Regions from separate parts of the Homo sapiens genome. Here regions 1, 2, 4 and 5 are each linked to region 3. Evidence: chromatin contacts called from ENCODE Hi-C or POLR2A ChIA-PET data. All regions are on one chromosome and are shown on one strand. The core of a region is the stretch at or near the end of the contact, and the rest is flanking DNA. Distances in the headings are between cores, read along the strand shown. Region 1 overlaps CPEB4 (cytoplasmic polyadenylation element binding protein 4). Region 2 has its middle 16 kb from the start of C5orf47. Region 3 holds the start of ATP6V0E1 (ATPase H+ transporting V0 subunit e1). Region 4 has its middle 12 kb from the start of LINC02995. Region 5 holds the start of FBXW11 (F-box and WD repeat domain containing 11).

Region 1 (2,700 bases), core at 92-2,591, 930 kb before region 3:
TAAAACATAAGCTTAAATTGTACACAAAACTTAATATGACAAAGCAAAACATTAAAGAAAAGTACTTGTTAATTTGTTACCTGATTGTTGCTTGTTTTCTTATTTATCTCTAAGTTTTTATCTACCACACATAGTTAAATCCCTGCCCTGAATGTATGTCAAACAATATTAAGTCATAATAACCATATTATAAGGGAACTTTACTACAACTGAAAAGAAAAAATTATGTATTAAAAAAATCTTTTAAATGTATGTTTAACCTTCTAATAACATTAAAAGTTTACTATTATAATACTTCCCCCATCTACTCGCCCACCGTTACCCTCACCTCTCACTCAGGTAACAAAGAATAAAACGATAACCGATTTTCATGGCCTCAAAATAGGATTCCTTGTGTTCAATGTTCAGGATTAAGATAAAGGGGCTGCTTAAGTAATTACGGACCCACATCATGGATGACATAAGACAAATTCCCCCTTTGTGGCAACTGCTTATTTGATTTTCAGACCAAATAAAAACAAGGGTTAAATATTCAATCACGAATGTGTGGCAGGTAGAGGGCAGAGGATCACTATTTTCGATTGACTAGTATGTGTTATGTAAGTAAACGGGGCAGATGAGGATCTGGCCCATGCACAAGATGCATTTAGTTTGAACTGAGTTGGTTTCCATTCAGAGGCTAGAGGGAGAAAGGCTTCAGTCCGATCCTATGACGATGTCGGCATTCACATACATCACATGATTTTCTTTCCTAGGCATTTCCCCTTACCCTCCCCGCCTTATAAAAACCCAAAGACAAAAACAACAGCAACCCCAAATCTGAAAGGGGGTAATCGCACTGCTCAAAATCCACACCTTTGTAAGCTCAACCTACACAGTACAGTGAGGAATCCAACAAATCCGGATCAAAAGTAAATCAGAAAGCAGGCAGTTGTTCAAAATTAAGAATAGGCCCTTCACTTTTCATACAAAAAAATCATGCCACACAATTTCGCCCTCTTCTTCCTCACAATAGAAGTTACCTCAACACAGAAGCCCAGGTCCCATCCTACAGCACAGCTAAGCCAAGGCAAGAGAAAGACTGTTTAGGATGTTCCATTTCCGCAGTCAAGAGAGGGAGAGTACAGGAGGAGAAGAAACACGCTTCATTCCTACATAGCCACACACACATTTAATTGTAGCCCAGTTTAAATTATACTCTTTGCTATTTAACGTCCTCCATTACTTATGAGGCTTTGAGAATTAAGGCAACTTTCTAATTCTTAGGAGACTTAAGTCACTCCCCTGTTACGCTACTTTGAATTACTTGGTATCATCCAAACCGAGCAAGAAAGAGCCAGCCTAGTTCAGGAAGGCTTCAGCCAGACACGCAGGCAGCTGCCGGCCGACTCTGAGTCTTAAAGACTTAATGATATTTAAAGATCCCTCAATTCGCCAGACACATTTGATACCACACACTAATAATTTACTTGGAAGGAGAAATTTGATTATAAATCCGAGTAAAATTAACTGGTTTGCGTTATCCATTTCTTCTTCTTTTTTATTTCTTTGAGATGGAGTTTCAGTCTTGTCGCCCAGGCTGGAGTGCAATGGCTTGATCTTGGCTCACTGCAACCTCCGCCTGCCAGGTTCAAGCGGTTCTCCTGCCTCAGCCTCCCAAGTAGCTGGGATTACAGGCGCCCGCTACCGCGCCCTGCTAATTTTTACATTTTTAGTAGAGACGGGTTTCACCATGTTGGCCAGGCTGGTCTTGAACTCCTGGTGATCCACCCACCTTGGCCTCCCAAAGCCCTGGGATTACAGGCGTGAGCCACCACGCCCAGCCTATCCACTTCTTCTTTATGGTACTTTGAATCTGCCCCATTAAATGTCCCTTAAAGGAAAATGTCCATCTAATCCTTTAAAAAGGTTGGAGGTTAGGGTACCAGTAATCTGTTCTTATTTTGCCACAGGCAAACCAATTTAAATAGAAAAAGGTTAAATACTGTAAGAAATTATATACTCTCCCCACCATTCCTACCTGAAATAAATCATTCTAATATTAAAGCAACAGAACCTATTTTAGTAGGACTTCCTTTCATTTTGAAAAAAAATTATTTATTCCCAAATTACTTCAAATTTATAACATATGAAATAAATAAGTGACAAAATTTAGCAACTCTCATAGCAGGTTTCCAGAGCTATTTCAGCCTGCACAGAGTCAGTATCTGTATAAAATACTTGTTCTAATGCCTCTCTACCAGTATACAACATGTGTTCTCTAAGTCAACTAAGTGACTGCAATTTGGAATATAGGAATATTAGTAAAATGGTGTATCGAAAGAAAAGTTAAGGTTTCCTATTATTTATTACATATTTTTAAGTAGCACTAAATTCTATCCCAACTGTAAAGATACAGAATTTAAATAATCCCCACAGCCACTCTCTTACAATGATATAAAAAAAACTTTTATAAAACTGATGAAACAAGCTTTGTGTACTAAACTTTCAACTTGAGTTTCATGATTTTCTTCTAGAAAGGTTATTATAAATTCTTTTGCTTAGCAACAAAGAAAAGAAGCACAGATGGAATCATCACTTGCCCACTCATTTAAGCATTTGTTTCAAACAAATTTACAGCAATGAAAAATAGTCAGGGAAGGGTCTCTAAATTTAACACGTAGATAAAGCAAGAAAAAATATGAAAGTGTTTTAAAATGC
Region 2 (2,846 bases), core at 24-2,523, 990 kb before region 3:
TCTGTCCTTGCGCCTTCCCTCACACATTGTCTCTACCATGCTCTGAAATTCTCTTATTTACTGTGTACTTGTTTATTGTCACCCTCCCCCACCTCAGCCTCATATCAGCACCTGCCCCCCTACCACCACCACCACCACCACCAGCCTCTTGGGACTCGAGTGTTCTGGTAAGAGGGGGAGAGGACTGTGGCTTATCTCAACACTTAGACATCATCTCCAGCATCTCCTTCACCTGCAGCAAGGGGCCAACCCTCAGTACCAGCGTGCGCCACCTCCACTGTTTCCCCAAAGTCTGCCCACTCCCGAGGTGGGGAAGCTCCTATGGCACTGCATCCCATCCCAGAATATGCTTATTACAAATTATAATCACCTGTGTACAAGTCTACCTCCCCAAGGAGACCATGGGGCCGGAACGTGCCTTTTCTGTTCATTCAAGTGTTCATGCCTGTCTCTCTCACCTGATAAGGCGAGGAGGAGTTTCTGCTCACTAGTCCTTCCCCCGCCCCCGTGGGCCGCAGAGCACCTGACACCATCCAGAGGTTCCCGTGGCTCCAGGCTTCTCTCCATGCTACCAGCCAATTTCTGAGCCCTGTCTCTGAGCCAGACCCGTGCTCGGTATGTACATGGAGTGCGTTATTCCATCCTTACGACCTAGGAGACAGGAACTGCCAATTCTGTGAGGTAGGGGCCGTGAGCCTCGTTTTACAGATAAGAAGGAGGAGGCACAGGAGAGGTTAAGTCGCTCAGCCAAAGTTACGGCAGGGAAGTCCCGGGGCAGGGACTCAAACCCAGGCTGTGTGGCTCTGGCTGCCACAGCCTGAGCCCCTATTCGAGACCGCGCCAATCACAGCATCCGTCACACTGTGTTATGGTTGTTTCTCTCTTCCCCTCCACGGAGCTTCTCCCGGAGGGAGACAGTCGACCAGAAGAGTGAAGAATGCAGGAAGGGCTGATTGGAAGCGGGGAGCCTTTGTCTTGCTCAGCTGACATTGTCCACCAGGTGGCAGTCACAGCTCCCGGATAAAGTCGTCCCTTTTCATCTCCCCCCTTCCCCTTTAAGAAGGAAACCCTTTTTTTCCCCCGACGCCGCCTCCCTCAATTTTTATTATTACCAAGAAGTGAAGTGAGTAGCCTCAACTCAAAACACGACTCCCTGCCTGAGCTTTTTGAAAACGGCACGTGGAGAAGGTGCGTCTCCAACCCCCGTGAGCCGCGGCGCAAGCGGAGAGAGGCAGGCGGGCTTGGGGGTGCGCAGCCTGGGAGCCCAGGATCCATGACGTGAGATGGAATTTCAGCCCACAAAAGAGGTGACTGGCTCCTCCCTCCCCACCCCTCATCAAACAGCTGCAGGAGCGCAGTTAACCAAACGGTGCATATTCCTAGTCATGAATTCCATTTGGCCAGCAGCAGGTCTGGGACATATGGTCCCCTGAGGACACCTCGGGGATGGCTGTCAGGAAAGGGCCTACCCACCTCATCTGCCTGAAATGCTGTTCCTTCACCCTCCGCTAGTTCTGCCACAGCTTCTGGCAGCTTCCATTGTGTTCCCAAGAGTGGAAAGGGGACTGATTCGGGGGGAGTGGGGAGCCGGAACACACCTTGCTCCTAAGTCCCCTAACTTTCAAAGTGCTAACCCCAGGACTGCTCTGTGAGGGAAAGAGGCCCAGGCCAATTCTATGTGTTGAGGGGAAGAGAGATTTCCTTTTTTATAATAAACAAATTGTGGGCCGGGTGCGGTGGCTCACGCCTCTAAATTCCAGCACTCTGGGAGGCCGAGGCGCGCGGATCACCTGAGGTCAAGAGTTGGAGACCAGCCTGGCCAACATGGCGAAACTCCGTCTCAACTAAAAATATAAAAATTAGCCAGGTGTGGTGGCGGGCGCCTGTAATCCCACCTGTTCAGGAGGCTGGGGCGGGAGAATCGCTTGAACCTGGGAGGCAGAGGTTGCAGTGAACCGAGATGGCGCCACTGCACTCCAGCCTGGGCGACAGATCAAGACTCCATCTCAAAAAAAAAAAAAAAAAAAACCACACACAGAAATTGATATATTTTAAATGTGTATGTTAAACAAATAAATAAATGCTATTAACCCTCAAAGTACAATGTAACATCCTTGTGCTCTTGTTGAGAATTAGGGGAAGATTGGATTCTTTGTGGGTTACCACAGAGGGTGTGATAATGGTACCAAGTTGAAAGGTGTTCAGGGCTCAATGCTATGATACCAGGCAGTGGAGCTCTATGGCTATTGTTCAGCCTTCAGATAATGTCAGCTGTCTCCATTTTCAGTCCTTTGTGAATGAAAGGACCCTGGGCCCAGGGGACCTGGCCCAACCCTGAAGGAATGGGAGGGCCCCACCCCTACAGGGAACTGAGATACAATTCTCTAGACCTGGTAGCAGGAAAACTGAGTGTTTCCTCCCTCCCCCTGCTGCCTCCACACCACAAAACCAACACAGACACACACCTGGGTTTTGCGCCCAGTCTCTTAATTAAGTTGCCTGCATCATCACTTCCATCTCATTTTCCTTCCAGAACCGCCCTTCCCGCCCCCGCCAAATTAGAGCACCGCTTGATCAGAATTAGAGTCTGTTTCATGCAACTAAGTATTAATACCACTCCTTACTTGTTGAAGCAGGATCTCATACCCTTTCAGATAAGCAAAGAATTTCAATGAGACTTCAGAGGACAGGGAGGGGATTGGGGTAACAGTCTCCCTTTGTAATCGATACCTTCCTTTTGAAGGTTCTGTGTGTCTAGGCAGGATTAGAACTGGCCTTGTTTCCTTCTGACTTCATGAAAGTTTTGCCTTTGCTGAAGTGTTCCAAGGGAACGAGATTAGTAATGC
Region 3 (2,700 bases), core at 123-2,622:
CTCCCGAGTAGCTGGGATTACAGGCGCCCGCCACCACGCCCGGCTAATTTTTTGTGTTTTTAGTAGAGACGGGTTTCACCGTGTTAGCCAGGATGGTCTCGATCTCCTGACCTCGTGATCCGCCCGCCTTGGCCTCCCAAAGTGCTGGGATTACAGGCGTGAGCCACGGCACCTGGCCAAAAATCTTTTTCTTTTAATAAAGACAATAGAACTATTCACTCAACAGGTATTTATTGGGTGCCTCCTGTGCATACAAGGTACTATGAAAACCAGGCACTATGAAGCCACCAATTAGGTTCAAGAATAAAGCAAGAGATGGTGTTTCTGACAAACTGACTTCAGTCGAAGTTTCACCTCTCATCATCTTGAACTGAGAAAAAAATGACTGAGAAGCAAAAGAGGAACCAGGAAGAGGGTGTTCCAAGGCTCCTTTGAAGATTAAGCCTCTATTTTATACTACAGTTAAAAAGTTTAATTCCAAAAGAGACAAAGCTCTAACCAACAAAGAAGTCTGGAAAAACAAAATCTTTCTTAGCCAATCATTCTAAGCACTTCTTACACTCACATACAAGAGCCGGAGCGCCCTCCAAAAGGCATGACGCAGGGGTTTCTCAACAATACCTCCTGCTCTTTGGTAATTAATCTCGCTTTAGATCAGGCCCCAACCGCCTCCTGGCGCCCACTAGATGCAAGGCCTGGGCTCAATGTTGTCGAAGGAGCTTGTTCTGTACGCAACCGCGACAGCATGGGAGGCAGAGAAGCCAATTTCTGTTTTATTTATTTGATCCTTAAGTTCAGGCAAACGAGGCCTCATGTGGGTGGAAGGCAGGGCTAAAGGGGGACAGTCGACTAGGGACAAACCCCAGTTTCTCCCAGATTCGGCCTGCTCATTTCCGACTGCACCTCCCCACACAGGACTATGATGAGAAAAAATTCCCCTGAAACTCGTTTCCAAGGGGGGTCCACCAAAGGTCACCCTCCACTCGCTCAGGCCGGAGGACACTGAAGCTGCTGCGAAAAGGAACACAAGGAGTTCCGCCGGGTCGGGGGCCTGACTCTGCAGCGCGGGGGGCGCCCATGCAACGTTCTCTGACCCGTGTGGGGGTCGTGCCTTTCCCCGCCCCGGCCTGCTAGCTCCTCACCGCCCGTTCCTCCCAAGGCGGGCCTCACGCACTTACCCCCGGTTAGGACCCTTAGGGATGAACCAAGGCACCAAGAAGCCGACGAAGCCCCAGAACACGCTCATCACAATGAGAGGCACAGTGAGGCCGTGATACGCCATGGTCGCCGCCTGAGCGCCAACCCCTACCCCGTCGCCTCACTCGGATCCCACCAGGAAGTGTCAATAGCTGACCGCGTGACCAGCGTGTGCAAGCCCCGCCTCCCGCGCCCCCACGTGACCCGCGCGCCGGCCTCCGCCCCTCGGGGAGCCCAGAGGCAGAGCCCCGCCTTCGCCTGGCTGTCTCCTGGCTGCAGCTCCTTGGAGGCATGTCGCTCACCCCAGAGCTAGGGATTCGGTCACCCGGGGCTCAGCAAAGTGTTCTGATGAGAACTTGGCCCTTTTAGACAAAGAGTGTAGTTATCTACAGCCTCATCTACTTATGCAACAGACATAGAGAACTTAACAATAGTTGTCCCTTACTATTCTGAATTCCCGTGTGCCTGGCACTGGGCCATGATCTTTAAGTTCATGAGCCCCAGGCCGGGTGCGGTGGCTCACGCCTGTAATCCCAGCACTTTGGCAGGCTGAGGCAGGCGGATCACTTGAGGTCAGGAGTTCGAGACCAGCCTGGCCAACATGGTGTAACCCTGTCTCTACTAAAAATACAAAAATTAGCTGGGTGTGGTGGTGCGCGCCTGTGGTCCCAGCTACTCAGGAGGCTGAGGCAGGAGAATCAATTGAACTCGGGAGGTGGAGGTTGCAGTGAGCCGAGATTGCGCCACTGCACTCCAGCCTGGGCAACAGAACAACACTCTGTCTCAAAAGAAAAAAAAAAAAGTGCATGAGCCCGTGTTGAACTCCTCACTTCAGCCTATGAGGTAATTGTAATTATTATCCCCACTTTGCAGTTGAAGAAACTGAGGCCCAGGGAAGAGGATAAGGATCTTGCCCAAAGTCACATAGTAAGTGGCAGGGCCAGGATTCAACCCCTGATTATCTGATTTTCAAGGCCAGAGCTCTTAACTAGCGCACCACTATTTATCTTGTGTGCTGTGCCAGGCTCTGGAGTTACAGAAGTCAATCAGGCACCCCTGAGGGAGTTCACATTCTGGGGAGCAGATGACCTTGCAAACAGGCGACTCAATGCAGTGTGAAAGTAAGTGGACGACCCTGCAAGGCTTTCTACCCAACTCGTCCTTGCTGAGCCTTGAAAGACAAGTAGAAATTAGCCAGAATGGTAAGAAGAAAAACAGGCCAGGCATGGTGGCTCACACCTGTAATCCCAGCACTTTGGGAGGCCGAGGCGGGCAGATCACCTGAGGTCAGTAGTTCAAGACTAGCCTGGGCAACATGGTGAAATCCCATCTCTACTAAAAATACAAAAATTGGCCAGGTATGCACCTGTAGTCCCAGCCACTCAGGAGGCTGAGGAACAAGAACCGCTTGAATCCCTGGGAGGCAGAGGTTATAATGAGCTGAGATCGCACCACTGCACTCCAGCCTTGGCGACAGAGTGAAACTCTGCCTCAAAAAAAAAA
Region 4 (2,781 bases), core at 223-2,722, 610 kb before region 3:
TGCCTGCACTGCTGTAACAAAATACCATGGACTGGGTGGCTTCAACAACAGACATGTACCTTCGCTCAGTTCTGTGGGAACTGAGAAGCCCAAGATCAGGGCACCATGGCTGGGTTCTGGTGAGGGCTCTCTTCCCGGCTTGCAGACGGCTGCCTCCTCACTGTGTCCACACATGGGGGAGAAAGAGAGCACACACACAAGTTCTCTGGCATCTCTTATTAGGATACCAATCCTACAGCATCAGGACCCTACCCTTATGACCTCATTTAACCTTAATTACATCCAGAAAGTCCCCATGTCCAAATACAGGGATTAGAGCTTCAACGTATGAAGGGACACAAATATTCTGTCCATAATACTTGCCTCTAAAACATGTAAGTGTCTAGGTCAGTAGTCACTGATTTGGGCTCAAAACCTAATAGTTGATGGAGGTGGTGGCCCTAGAACTATGATAGCTGAAGCTGAAAGCTACTCAGGGTCTCATTTGGGGGAATAATGTCTGAACATCAACCAAGGGAGCCAACTTTGGACCCCAAATGTGGGACACCACTGCAGAAACGAGAGATACAAAAGAGTGAAGATCTCAACAAAGCAGTGTGAATGTCCATGGAGCTGTGCAGGACTGGTGTTCAACAGTGCCACCTTGTGGTGAAGAGAAGCAGGCACAATGGAAGGCTGATTGCAGTTTTTCTCTACATCTGGTATTTCAGAAATAAGACTAAGTAAGGCCTCAGGGGGTATTGGAAAATTCAAAAGCAAGATATTAAACTTTATAATAACAGTGTGTGAGGGGGAGAGAGGACTCAGTGATTAATTAGAATAAAACAGAGATATGACTAGATTTCATACCCCAAGCTATAGGTCAGACCAGTTGTACAGGAAATGAATGTATCTCCAGAGCTGTTAAGCTCCTTGGTGATAAAAGCTTTTCAGCTGTTCAGATTGGCTGATCTTAACGTATCTTAATGTATCCGCAGCACATAAAAGCATAGGCACACCTAAATATCCACAAACTAGAAGGCAAGACTTTAGGGTTCTCTCACAAACGAAAATGCCTCAAATACTTTCTAAAATGTGAAAAAAATTAAGGTCTACCTGTGGTAAATTACCATGTTTGGATTTGTGGGAAAATTGGGATTTTTTAAAACCATCTCAATACTCTGTTGAATTGTGTACTTTAAAAAAAAAATAGTAGAAATGGAGAACAGGTTAGCTTTTTAAGAATCAAGAGCAGGAGGTCTGTGTCAAAAGAGGAAATCTATCCTTCCCCATTTACTATTTGTTTTTTGCAATCTGCTATTTTTCAGGCATTTTGCATATACCACTTCATGTCATCTCTGCCTGCAGTTAGAGAAATTGATGGAGAGATTACAGTGATAGATCTGGGATTCCAATCCAGCCTTGTCTGACTGCAAAGCCACAGCTGCCTTGGCGCCGCTCTGCCTGTCTCTCTGTAAAGGAGGGAGGCCTGCAGCGAGCATGAGTGAGAAGCACCAACTGCATGCTGATTTCATATGTCTCCTAGAAGAGCCATGGCTCTCAGGCCCACTTATCTGATACTTCTCAATTCAGAATGCAGGAATGCAGGGATCTCAGCTCTAAATCTGTCTACAGACAATCATCAGAAAATATTTTCTGTCCAGTTTGAAAGGATGTGTGCACAGGGCATGTGACCTCAGCAAGAAACTCGCCTCTCAGTGCATCTGCAGAGAGCTCAAGGACAGAATGACCCAGAAGGCAAGGTCCCCTGTGGCCTGCGTGCCGGTGTGTGGGCGGCAGCTCCGGGTCCGGGACGGCTCTGAGGAAGGATGGCGATGTCACTTTAACAAATGAAACCTCAGTCTCCCCTTCTGGAAACAGACTTCAATCCTCAGGGGACACCAACTCAGTTGGCAGGGACTGCTCGACCTTGGCTGTGGTCTCCCTGAATTCGTGAAACATTCACCACAAATGGGCTCCACAGTCAAAAGGACAGACCCTTAAGTGCCCGTAAAGTTCCCCGGGGGCCGAACAAACTTTGGCAATTGCAGCATTTCATTAGATGGCTTGCTCTCCGCAGTAAAAATAACCTTTTTATTTTGTAGCCAGATCTTGTTTTTCCCAAATTGCTTTTGCCTTTCATTAAAGATCCAAAACTAGAAGAGTTCTTTCTTCCCTCCCAGAGTGGAAAAATTCTTGGTGGTTTTTTCCCCAGAGCTGGGACCTGTTCACAAGTCCCAAGGACCCCATTTCTCCTGACCAGGTGATGCTGGGGCATTCTCTGGGGAACATGTTCCTGAGGACTTCCCTACAGTAGGTCTGGGCACACAGCTTAGCGCCCGTCACTCATTCAGAGAGAGGAGGGAGGAGGAGAGACACTTTTGAAACAGATGATTTTGCTGTGGTCTTATAACCATATGACTCTTTTTAAAAATAGTCTGCTCAGAACAAAAGAAGGAAAACTTTTCCACTATTGTTTAGGAGGCTCACCAATATATTATTTCAAGATTCTGGGGCATGTTAATGGGATCTGAGGTACAATTGAGACAGCCTGGAGCAGTGACATCGGTGGGCTGCCCAGCTTTCGCCGTGCTGGTGAGCAAGCAGGAGGGAAGGCACAGCCACCACCTGCATGTGCCCTAGCTTGCGAATTCTCCTTCCTCTTTTCTCTTTTCCTTCTAGATTTGCACCATCCCTTCATTTCCCTAAAGGGTAGAAGAGCAATTCCAAGCTTGGAGACATTTCTCCCCCATGCCATCCCCATTGCCCCCTGCTTTGGTTTGTAACAGATTTTAAATGAAT
Region 5 (2,700 bases), core at 185-2,684, 980 kb after region 3:
AAGCGATCGTCCCACCTCTGCCTCCCAAGTAACTGAGATGACAGGCGCGCACCACCAGGCCCGGTTCATTTTTGTATTTTTTGTAGAGAAGAGTTTCGCCATGTTGCCCAGGCTGGTCTGGAACTCCTGCGCTCAAGCAATTCGCCTGCCTCGGTTTACCAAAGTGCTGGGATTACAGGCGTGAGCCACTGCGCCCGGCCAGGCTGCTGTTTCTTTATCTGCACAGCTTTAGCCTCAATCTAGAATTCCCTTCCTCTAGATAAGATGAACTGAGATGCTCAATCATGGAACGACCCTCTCTTCCTGACAGTATCTAATCCAGTGAAGCTCTCACTTCCTTAAACCCTCTCCCAAATCACTAACAACTCTTACCGAGAGGCCCTATCGTTCCTCAATGTGTGTTCTCAGTCACTGCAACTAGTAATAAACCCAGCTTGTTCAACGATCCGTGTCTTCCTGGTGGGATTTGGTTAGAGGGCACGGACAGACCTAAGTTACACAGAGTTGGAGGCTGAGTTCACTAGAAGGAGTCTCCGCTTGTGTGTTCCTTCTTAGCCACTCTTTTGGTTAGTGTCTGTCGTCCCTCCACCAGAATTAAGCTCCATGAGAACAGGAGCCTTGTCTGTCATGTTCAGAGCTGATTCTCAGCGCCTAGAACGGTACGCAGCGGAAGCTGGATGCTTAAAAAATAACCATTTTCTGAACGAATGAATGAGGGGCTCGATATACGCACGTCCCCTTTAATCTCGCAGCTCCTCGCAGATCGTGTGACATACAGACAGCACCACAGCACATTTCCCAAAACCCCGTCTTTCCCGAAGAAATCTCGAAACTCTCACTCCTGGGATGCCCATCCTCTCAGAGCCTCTTCCCCAGGCCGAGCTTCTCTCACTCGCTGGCCCCTTCCCACACCTGAGCCCCAGGTCTATACACCTTCCTAACGCACCTAGAACCCACCTGTCTCCACCATCTGCCCCTACCATCAGACACTGCCGGACGGGCCGCGCAGCTACCTAGGCGTCTAGGGAGCACTGCGGCATGGACCGCGCATGTGCGGAAATGGGTCGCATACGCAGGACCTCCGACAAGTGAGGAGTTGCCTCGGAGTTTCCGTCCCGGTCTGGGCAGCCTTGGGCTGCCAGGAAGTCAAGAGAAGCTAGCCGGAAGGACAACCCGGGCGCACGGCTTTCTGGGACACGTAGTCGTGGCGCTCTCGAGGCCCTGCCATGAGCAAGCTCTTAACTCTTCAGGTCTGCACGTCCTACGCCCACCGTCCAGTGCTACTCTCAGCTCGGAGTTCAGCTTCGGGCTGCCAAGAGCCAGCAACCTGGTGTCAGAGGCTCGGTCCCACAACGCTCTGCGGGCCGCGGCGCCTGCTGGGAGGTGTAGTCCCCGATCTGCGTACTGCGTTCGCCGAGGGGGAGGGCGGAGCTGCCGGCGGCCCGGGCGGGCTGGCAGCTAGAGTGGGTGCGATAGCCGCCTCCGCCTCTGCCGCCTCCGCCGTCGCCTCCTCCGCCCGGGCCGTTCGCTGCTGCGCGGGGAGAGCGAGGCGGGGCCGCCGGGGCCGCCATGGAGCCCGACTCGGTGATTGAGGACAAGACCATCGAGCTCATGGTGAGTGCGGCCCGCTGGACCGTCTGTGCTTCCGTCCGTCCGGCCCCGGGCGGGCCTGCCCACCTCAACGTCCGGTGCGAGGCCGGCTCTGGCCCTTCCCAGACGCCTCGACCCAGACCCGGGCCCCCAGCCTTCCCTGGCCTCGGACCTGGCGCGGGCTCCTCTGATCCCTCGACATCTCCGGCCGGTCCTGGCCCGGCCCCCTCCATGCCCCTCGCTTCTCCCCCTCCCCCTGGTCCCGTCTCCGGTCCCAGCTCTCGGACGACCCTCGCTCGTTTATGCTGTAGACTTAGGTCGCACTCGCTCTAGCACCCCATTCTCCTTCTTTTAGAAAGGGATTTTTTTTTCTTTCCTCTGTTTCGGCCCAGGCCCGCACCGCGCTTGCAAGCCCCACTCAGGCCGAGTGAGATGGTGGGAAGGAGTACGGAGATGGGTTGGGGCCGCCTGGGCCTCCGCGTCCTAGGAGAGGTCTCAGCACCCACTCCCCAGCCTAGGTCTGTGTGGATGCCAGGATAGGCCCTACAGAGCTGGGGGGGCAGGGAGCTTTCGGGTTTGAGGCTGTGGCGGATAAGGAGGCCTCTTTCCCGGGCCCTTGTGGTGTCCGGCTTCTCGGACAAAGGGTTTCCTACCCGGCGGAGAGGGATGTTTGCATAGCAAGGGCCCAGGTACTCTGGATTCCATCCTCCAGGAAAGAGAAGGCGCAACTTCACGTTTTCCAGAGCTGCTTTGGGAAATTGGAGATGACTGGGGAGGGAGCCATCCTCATCACTGCCGCGAGGTCTTTCTTCTCAGAAAGAAAAAAAAAAGAGGGGAATCCTTGGCCCCCGGGGGAAGCGACCACTCTTCTGTTAGAAACCACTGGCAGCCAGGCCAGACTCCCGGTCCGTGGACACCCTCCACCCTCCTCCGAAGCTTTAGGATTTGAAACCAGAAGGGGTTTTTAGGAACAGGACAGTGAGAGAGTGGCTAGAAGTGAAGAATTTGCTAATTGATGGATGATTTGGTGGAAGAAATAAAATATGGCAGATATTACCTGCCAACGTGAACATGAGGGAAATCAAATTGGGCTCTGGAGAGCTGGGAAGA

What was found. Hi-C counts contacts between places; a loop is a spot of excess contacts on that map. ChIA-PET counts read pairs that join two places held with the same protein, here RNA polymerase II (POLR2A). Pooled maps may share reads with other maps.
Region 1: a loop to region 3 is called in a map of CD8-positive, alpha-beta T cell, with 8 times the contacts of the local background. The contact joins the enhancer-like site here to the promoter of ATP6V0E1 in region 3. A Hi-C loop is called at or near these places in 2 of 168 maps with a recorded cell type or tissue (CD8-positive, alpha-beta T cell and naive thymus-derived CD4-positive, alpha-beta T cell) and 6 of 50 pooled maps. POLR2A ChIA-PET finds 5 or more read pairs at or near these places in 1 of 52 experiments (B cell).
Region 2: a map of CD8-positive, alpha-beta T cell shows a loop between it and region 3 (3-fold over the local background). The contact joins the enhancer-like site here to the promoter of ATP6V0E1 in region 3. A Hi-C loop is called at or near these places in 5 of 168 maps with a recorded cell type or tissue (CD8-positive, alpha-beta T cell, MCF 10A, PC-9 and 2 more) and 7 of 50 pooled maps.
Region 4: a loop to region 3 is called in a map of GM12878, with 2.0 times the contacts of the local background. The contact joins the enhancer-like site here to the promoter of ATP6V0E1 in region 3. A Hi-C loop is called at or near these places in 1 of 168 maps with a recorded cell type or tissue (GM12878) and 3 of 50 pooled maps. POLR2A ChIA-PET finds 5 or more read pairs at or near these places in 1 of 52 experiments (activated B cell).
Region 5: a loop to region 3 is called in a map of naive thymus-derived CD4-positive, alpha-beta T cell, with 19 times the contacts of the local background. The contact joins the promoter of FBXW11 here to the promoter of ATP6V0E1 in region 3. A Hi-C loop is called at or near these places in 1 of 168 maps with a recorded cell type or tissue (naive thymus-derived CD4-positive, alpha-beta T cell) and 7 of 50 pooled maps. POLR2A ChIA-PET finds 5 or more read pairs at or near these places in 3 of 52 experiments (HEK293, activated CD4-positive, alpha-beta T cell and naive thymus-derived CD4-positive, alpha-beta T cell).

What each region holds. Positions count from the first base shown.
Region 1 is chr5:173,916,577-173,919,276 of GRCh38, reverse strand. All of the region lies in intron 2 of CPEB4 (cytoplasmic polyadenylation element binding protein 4), which reads right to left. Among named protein-coding and RNA genes, the nearest start is that of CPEB4, 30 kb to the right of the region's middle. RefSeq lists an enhancer at 1,015-1,274. Within about 2 kb of position 1,341, at least 39 of the 41 ENCODE cell types and tissues checked have a DNase peak (open chromatin) inside an H3K27ac peak, as active enhancers do; they include B cell and CD8-positive, alpha-beta T cell, where a contact is called at or near this core.
Region 2 is chr5:173,971,503-173,974,348 of GRCh38, reverse strand. No RefSeq gene overlaps it. Among named protein-coding and RNA genes, the nearest start is that of C5orf47, 16 kb to the left of the region's middle. RefSeq lists an enhancer at 1,078-1,157. Within about 2 kb of position 1,273, at least 13 of the 41 ENCODE cell types and tissues checked have a DNase peak (open chromatin) inside an H3K27ac peak, as active enhancers do.
Region 3 is chr5:172,982,443-172,985,142 of GRCh38, reverse strand. It overlaps ATP6V0E1 (ATPase H+ transporting V0 subunit e1), which reads right to left and starts at 1,372. Exons shown (of 4, transcript NM_003945.4): 1 at 1,179-1,372. The coding sequence starts at 1,282. RefSeq lists a silencer at 1,318-1,497 and an enhancer at 1,263-1,557.
Region 4 is chr5:173,590,114-173,592,894 of GRCh38, reverse strand. No RefSeq gene overlaps it. Among named protein-coding and RNA genes, the nearest start is that of LINC02995, 12 kb to the right of the region's middle. Within about 2 kb of position 1,472, at least 4 of the 41 ENCODE cell types and tissues checked have a DNase peak (open chromatin) inside an H3K27ac peak, as active enhancers do.
Region 5 is chr5:172,005,372-172,008,071 of GRCh38, reverse strand. FBXW11 (F-box and WD repeat domain containing 11) reads left to right here and starts at 1,434. Exons shown (of 14, transcript NM_001378974.1): 1 at 1,434-1,614. The coding sequence starts at 1,570. RefSeq lists enhancers at 1,110-1,379, 923-1,550, 2,150-2,269 and silencers at 1,410-1,689, 1,700-1,809.